Linked DNA regions of Homo sapiens: region 2 is linked to region 1. Evidence: read pairs that join two places in POLR2A ChIA-PET (ENCODE). Cell type or tissue: MCF 10A. All regions are shown on one strand.

Region 1 (4,000 bases):
TGTGGTGGCTCACACCTGTAATCCCAGCATTTTGGGAGGCCAAGGCGGGTGGATCACCTGAGGTCAGGAGTTCCAGATCAGCCTGGCCAACGTGGTGAAACCCCGTCTCTACTAAAAATACAAAATTGGCCAGGCGCAGTGGCGGGCACCTGTAGTCCCACCTACTCAGGAGGCATAGGCAGGAGAATCCCTTGAATCCGGGAGGCGGAGGTTGCAATGAGCTGAGATCATGCCATTGCATTGCAGCCTGGGCAACAAGAGAGGAACCCCATTTAAAAAAAAAAAAAAGAGGACTGAGGGCTTTATTTTTAAATTATGAAACATTGCTTTATTCTTTATAACAATAATAAATGTGTGTTTTTGTGTCATCTTCTACCTTAGATACTTCCTTCATGTTCACTGGCTCACTTAATGTCATACAACTCTTTGAGATTGGTATAATCTCCATGTTATAGATGGGGAAACTGAGGCTCAGGGAAATTTTGTATGAGGGCTGCTGTCTCTTAACTAGTAATGTTAAGATACATGTCTTAGATCAAGATCTTCAAACTAAAAGTTCCATACACTTTTCATTATGTCACATTTATAATCATTCATCCTTAAGCTATATTTTTATCAAAATGAAAAGTACTAGGAAGGAATGGCCCTTTTGAAGTTACATATTTTGTAAAAGCAGATCATCATTACTTAGGATTTTTTTGGCTTCACCTGAAACATGAAAGCAAATATTGATTAGACATGAGGAAGTTCAGAACTAGAAGCAAGTTTGGATTATGAAGGAAAATTATGGCTCCACAGATTTTATCTGTTACTGAAATGAGTTTACATGGGGAACTCATATTTCTGGTTCACTGAGGCCTTGACAGCCAATTTATTTGGATGCCTTTCCATGGAAGTACGTTGCATGGGAATTCAGCTGTGTAGATGAGAGGGGAAAACTAACCACTCAGCCACACCATAGCAAGCATACTCATCTCTGGGAGATTTAAAAAACTGAATCGCAAACTCATTATATTGTATACATTAATATGTGCAGTTTTTGTATATCAATGATACTTAATAAAGCTGTTTAAAAAAAAAAAACAACAAAAGCAAAACAAAACAAAAGTTATTTAGAACCCAGAACCTTACTTTGCACAGGGGTAAGGTGTGGAACTCCACGGGCATTAGAAACTAACCTTGAAATTATATCTTTATTAAACATTCCCATTGCAACTATTATTTCAAGTCTCTCCCACCTGTAAGAAAAATCCCAGCTCTTAGAGAGACTGCACAAAAGAGTAAACTTTCTCCAGAGTTTTGTTTCCTTTTTCCCTCACATCCACACTGATCTTACCCCATAATGAACTTGGCTCTGAAAAAAGCCCCATGTGCTGCCAGCTGGAGCTGCGGCAATCACTCCAGAAAGCCAAGTGCCTTTCTAATAAATAGGGCCTTACTATCAACATGTCATTTATTATGTTAAGTAAACACTACTTTGACTTAAGTGTTGTTACAAAAAGTATTCTCTTAAAGCTCCTTAGGAAAAGCCCCGGCCTGACCTAAACTAAGGAAAGCATGGGCTAGGCATGAATGTTTGACCACTCATAGCATTTAAATATGCATGCAGATTTGAGCTCTGAAAATGCCCTCTGTTCTAACCTATTAGAAATATTTCTAAAATGTGTCAGTAGCTAGGGGCTGCCCCTCCCTTCACAACTATTGTGCAAGGAGAGGGAAAGGGCATTTGTTAGGCACCTCTATTATCTATCCACTCAGTTGCACTTAAAGGCTGTTCTTTCAGTCTCTCTGGCTGAGCTCCCACCAGGCGAGAAGCCAGTAAGTGGGATCAAGCCACGTGCCCCCTCTGATGATCTGCCTTAGCTGATTGAGTAGTCCTAAATCAACCAGAGGAAATGACAGTCTGTCAGAACAAAAGGCATGTATGTTATGAGCCCGAAGTCACTGTGGAGGCCTCAAAAGACACCAATTTTGAGCAGAATATTTTGGATTCTCTCTCTGTGAGACCTGTAGCAACAGAGACCTGCACTGGCATTTGGTGTTTCCATTCCAGTTGTAGCACTGGGATAGCCTTTGACCTTTCTTTCAAAGTACCTTATCACAAAAAAAAAAAAAAAAAAATAGGCTTAATTAAGTCTTCCCACTTGAGAGGAACCCTTTCCCTTATCACTGAGCTTGGCCTTATTCAAAAACATACTTAGTCCTCACTGGAAATTCTGACCCAAATCACCCAGGATTGGTTGGGCGGTCCACTATGCTAAGCCTTGGCAGGTCACCTCCGTAGTGGCCCTCTCAGGGACACCTTGGAACTTTGGATGAGGTTCCCAAACTCTGGAGAGTAGGGAGGGGAACACATGCCACTTTAGCCACAAAGTAATTTTATGAATCTGGGGCAGCTGGTGAGTTCCATGGACTACTTGCCTATTGTGCAACCATCTTCCTGTTAGATTAGGGTAATGCCTCTGGCAACAACAGAGCCTGTAGACTTTCAAGCACCAGATCTTTGGCTGTGAGGGTGTGCCAAAGATCTGGTGCTAAAATGAGATCCAGCATGCCCCTCCTCTTAACACAACATTTCTTTTTCCAGCTAGTAATTATTTGTCCTAAGCATTATTTATTCTTAAAATACACAGTGCATGTTTAGAGGCAAATGGAATAGGTGTAGTTAACAGACTAGTAAAAAGTAAATTAATGAAAATGAAGAATGATATTTTCATGTTGTCCCAAATTGGACACTCCTATTTCCTGGAGAAGCCGTGTATAATAAGAATGAAAATTTACACTTCAATTTCTGAAGAAATATTTATTCACCTATTGGAGTAGTTTTGATTTTAGCTTCTGCAGATGTTTACTTTATTTTCCATTACTGGCATGGAACAAATGAAGACCAAGCATAACAAGAGAAACATATCCTAAGGCCCAGAACTGCTCAATAATTTTTTAAAATCCTCTTTTCCATTTAGTGATCAACAGTACGTACCACAAAAACTAGTCCTCTTTCTGTCTTGGATCAAATTATGCTTGGTTATGGGACATGGACATATTCCAGTTAATACAATTAAAGAATCAAGCTGCAATGGAATAATGTGATTGAATACCTTAATCATGGCTATTTCCCAAAGGAGGGTTTTCTATTGAAAATATTTTCATAGTAAACGCGCAAGAAAAATTAGAGAGCTTTTTGTTTTGAATCAAAGGTAATTTCAATCCCGATTTGAAAATGGAGATTTGCAAATATCTTTGGCACTATTAATTGAAGTGTGAACATTATTTACTTGATAGACTCTTTGATTTACTTATTCCAATTTTTAATCCATTTATTTGTTTGCTTCATTACAGAATGTTTCTCCAGCCCAAGCTACTTGAGAATATTTTTCATCATTTTCATAGTTACATTCTTGATTGGGTTGCTTAAAGTCCTGATCATTAGACAGGTGATACTACAATGGAATAGTAATAAAATTAAGTCCTCATCAGATTACAGAGTGTCAGCCTCAAAAAAGGTCAGTGAATTCTAAAAAAGAACTGCTAACAGTATGTTATTGCCTAGTTACAATATTTAGGCCCTTAGTTAATAATAATATTTCTTCTCTATTAAGGATAAGTTGATTCTGCAAAGTGTTTGCACAAGAGCAGTCACCTACCGACGTGAGAAGCCTGAAGAAATAAAAATGGATATCAGCAAATTAAATGCTCATGAAACTTTCAGGTGCAACTTCTAAAAAAAGATTTTTAAACACTTAATGGGAAACTGGAATTGTTAATAATTGCTCCTAAAGATTATAATTTTAAAAGTCACAGGAGGAGACAAATTGCTCACGGTCATGCCAGTTGCTGGTTGTACACTCGAACGAAGACTGACAAGTATCCTCATCATGATGTGACTCACATAGCTGCTGACTTTTTCAGAGAAAAATGTGTCTTACTACTGTTTGAGACTAGTGTCGTTGTAGCACTTTACTGTAATATATAACTTATTTAGATCAGCATAGAATGTAGA
Region 2 (4,000 bases), 130 kb after region 1:
GGAAGCAAAAAAGAGCCCATATAGCCAAGACAGTCCTAAGCAAAAAGAACAAAGCTGGAACCATCACACTACCCAACTTCAAACAATACTACAAGGCTACAGTAACCAAAACAGCAAGGTACTGGTACAAAAACAGACACATAGACCAATTGAACATAATAGACACCTCAGAAATAAGACCGCACATCTACAACCATCTGATCTTCGACAAACCTGACCAAAAAAAAGCAATGGGGAAAGGATTCCCTATTTAATAGATGGTTCTGGGAAAACTGGCTAGCCATATGCAGAAAATTGAAACTGGACCTTTTCCTTACACCTTATACAAAAACTAACTCAAGATGGATTAAAGACTTAAATGTAAAACCCAAAACTATAAAAACCCTAGAAGAAAAGCTAGGCAGTATCATTCAGGACATAGGCACGGCCAAAGATTTCATGATGAAAACATCAAAAGCAATGGGAACAAAAGCAAAAATTGACAAATGGGATCTAATTAAACTAAAGAGCTTCTGCGCAGCAAAAAACACTATCATCAGAGTGAACAAAGAACCTACAGAATGGGAAAAAATTTTTGCAAACTATCCATCTGACAAAGGTCTAATATCCAGAATCTACAAGGAACTTAAACAAATGTACAAGAAAAAAAAAAACAACCCCATTAAAAAGTGGGCAAAGGACATGAACAGACACTTCTCAAAAGAAGACATTTATGTGGCCAACAAACATATGAAAAAAAGCTCAACATCATTGATCATTAGAGAAATGCAAATCAAAACCACAATGAGATACCATCTCACACCAGTTAGGATGGCAATTATTAAAAAGTCAAGAAACAACAGATGCTAGTGAGGCTGTGGAAAAACAGAAGCACTTTTACACTGTTGGTAGGAATGTAAATTAGTTCAACCATTGTGGAGGACAGTGTGGCAATTCCTCAAAAACCTAGAAACAGAAATACAATTTGACCCAGCAATCCCATTACTGGGTATATACCCAAAGGAATACAAATCATTCTGTTATAAAGATACATGCACATATATGTTCATTGCAGCACTACTCACAATAGCAAAGAAACAGAATCAACCCAAATACCCATCAATGATAGACTGGATAAAGAAAATGTGGTACATACATACCATGGAATACTACGCAGCCATAAAAAGGAATAAGATCATGTCTTTTGCAGGGACATGGATGGAGCTGGAAGCCATCATCCTCAGCAAACATACACAGTAACAGAAAATCAAACACCATATGCTCTCACTTATAAGTCAGAGCTGAACAATGAGAACACAAGGACACAGAAAGGGGAACAACACACATTGGGGCCTGTCAAGGGGGCAGGGGGAAGTAGAGTATCAGAATAAATAGCTAATGTGTATGGGGCTTAATACCTAGGTGATGGGTTGATAGGCGCAGCAAACTACCATGGCACACGTTTACCTATGTAAAAACCTCTACATCCTGCACGTGTATCCCAGAATTTAAAATAAAATATAATTAAATTTTTAAAAATTGTCCCTATTTTTTTATTTTTAAGAGAGTGAACTTTAAAGGAAGTCGTGGGTTACTGATGTTCCACTGACACAGTCATTTATTGAAAATGACTGGAAGTCTGCGCACTTACATGCTCTGGGCCTCTTCCTGTTGTCTGTCATCTGCTACATGTCAAAACTTGTTATTTAATCAGAGCTAACATATCCCTTTCAGCCATGCAACTGGATTCTAGATTTGACTTTGTCACAGTATTTGGAAAGATGTCTCTTTGTTCTTTCTCTGCAGTCTTTATTTAAGCTATCTTAGCAATTATCCTCTTGGTTTCACAATAACATCACCTCTACATATGTTCTTTGTGATGAAAATAAGTAAGACCTGGTGGAAAGAAACTGAGATTATTTTCACCCAAAGACCTAGATTTGAGTGTTGATTTTGCCACTTATTAAATCCTGGGTATGTTTTCTGACATCCTCAAGCCTTGGTTTTTTTACTAGTAACATGGAGAAAATAGCTAAACTCACAAAATCATTGAGAAGATTACAGGAGAGTATATGGAAAACAACTTAAAGTAGTATATAAATGTAAATAAATATGTGTATGGAACTATGTAAATATATATGCAAATACATATTATCATTTAGTTTTGCCAAATAAAATGTGAAAGAAACATCAGACTCAGGAATATCAACATTGCAAACCTAGAAAGACAAAAAGTGCAAATTTTGCAGGGCTTAACTTAAAAGTTTCTAGAGGACAAACACTTGTGTTGGTGGAAGGCCATGGTGTGACAGGACACACAGGCTCGCCTGCTGGAGAGCTTTTATGAGCCTTGGCAGCACAGCATAAGAGAACAGATGATTCAGATCCTCTTCTTGTGAAATCCAAATTATGTATTAATAGAATATGTGCTGTGACTGTTTTCCTTGATACAAATGTAAGGTAATAGTCTCAGAATTTCAGATCTAATTGCTTTGTTTTGGATTCTTGTCATCTAAATTTAATCCTAAAAAATGCATGCTTAATTGGATGATTCTTCATCGTGTTGCTTTTTTGTTTTTAATCTACACACAAGGGGTCAGAGTGTATATATTAGAAGTTATATTAAATATTTTAATTTTTCATATAAGACCTTCATATAAAATGTATTTTACACACACACAAAAAAGAGGGTATTCTAAAGCCTCACTATGCCAAGTGTAGACTATAATCCAGCAGCAGCAGCAGCATCACCTTGGAGCCTGTTAAAAATGCAGCATCTCAGGCTCTATCCTAGACCCATTAAATCAGAACCTGTATTGTAATAAGAATCCCAAATGATTTATATATGCATCAACTTTGAAAATAACTGGTTTTGATCATCTAATAGTTAGGTTTAGTTCAGTTGTTATGTCATTTGTTCTATCCAACAATATTGACTTTCTCTATAACTGCGATAGAAATTAGGAAGTTTCTCCTTTTGGCACTTACACTTTTTTTTTTTTACCCCCATACCATGGAATGTGAAGGCATTTGTCTTTGGGTCCCCACTACCTCACCAAGCCTCCATTCTCTCCCTTTTCATCTTCCTCTTCCCTCCCAAGCTATGTTTCAGATGTGCTGCAATACTCAAAGCTTACATTCAGAGGTTAAGTGTACACTACGTAGGGTCCCAGTTGGGTATTCAGTTTGACTACAGCATTGCTCAAATATGGTGATGCTAGGAAGATTTTTAGCCAGGAAGATGTTGAAAAAAGCAGCTAAAAGTGGAAAATATTTATGGCTTCATTAAGATTGGCCTGAGGCACCATGGAACATTTTCTCTCTTAATCTTTTTTCATTATGTAATCTGTTCATGGAATTCCTAATTCTGCATGACATGCCATATGAGTAAATGGGTTTTGCTTATGGATGTAAAGATGGAAATTCAATTTAAATTTAAGGATAAATAAAGAGAGGGAAGAGAAATAGAATTCCATAGAATAGAATGGTAGTTCCCCAGAGGATAGGGGACATAGAATAGGAACTCCAGGTTTCAATACTTAAAGAAAGTTTTGGGGTGCCAAGGGGTGAGAAAACAGTTATGGAGATTTGGGCAAGATTGAACCCCGAAGATCATCATTCAGAGATATGAGGAATCTGGGCTCTTCCCTTAGCATACAAAGCAAGTCTTTCAAGGATTTTTGCAACATGAAATGAGTGCACTGGTGATAGGCTTGTACCATATTTTGAGTTTAGAAATGAAACAGTATTCAAAGTAATAATTTTTAAAGCATTTAAATAGGAAAACACTCAGAACTATATTGCTAAAAACATAACCGTTAAGATATCACAGAAGCCAAAATATCACAACATTATTAAAGTCCCAGCAAAATAATAAAAAAACAAAAAAGAAATATTTTGAAAAATAATAAGAAACAAACAAACAAACAAAGTCCCAGCAATTTGACTTGAAAATATTTTGCCATTGGTAATTACAAAGCAGCTTAAATTCTGAAGCTTTCAAGTGCAAAAAGAAAATAAA

The links. ChIA-PET counts read pairs that join two places held together with the same protein. Peaks named below come from ENCODE experiments on the same cell type or tissue, not always from the same donor. Only the 100,000 strongest peaks of a DNase experiment are listed, where the experiment ranks them.
Region 2: POLR2A ChIA-PET joins it to region 1 with 14 read pairs; 3 of 35 experiments call an interaction of 5 or more read pairs at or near these places.

Annotation. Positions count from the first base shown.
Region 1 is chr7:20,406,276-20,410,275 of GRCh38, forward strand. It overlaps ITGB8 (integrin subunit beta 8), which reads left to right. Exons shown (of 14, transcript NM_002214.3): 13 at 3,340-3,503; 14 at 3,600-4,000. The coding sequence ends at 3,722. Among named protein-coding and RNA genes, the nearest start is that of ITGB8-AS1, 77 kb to the left of the region's middle. In MCF 10A, no CTCF peak of the experiment used is centred here; DNase peaks (open chromatin) are centred at 1,736 and 2,456.
Region 2 is chr7:20,540,473-20,544,472 of GRCh38, forward strand. No RefSeq gene overlaps it. Among named protein-coding and RNA genes, the nearest start is that of ABCB5, 73 kb to the right of the region's middle. In MCF 10A, no CTCF peak of the experiment used is centred here; DNase peaks (open chromatin) are centred at 1,669 and 2,319.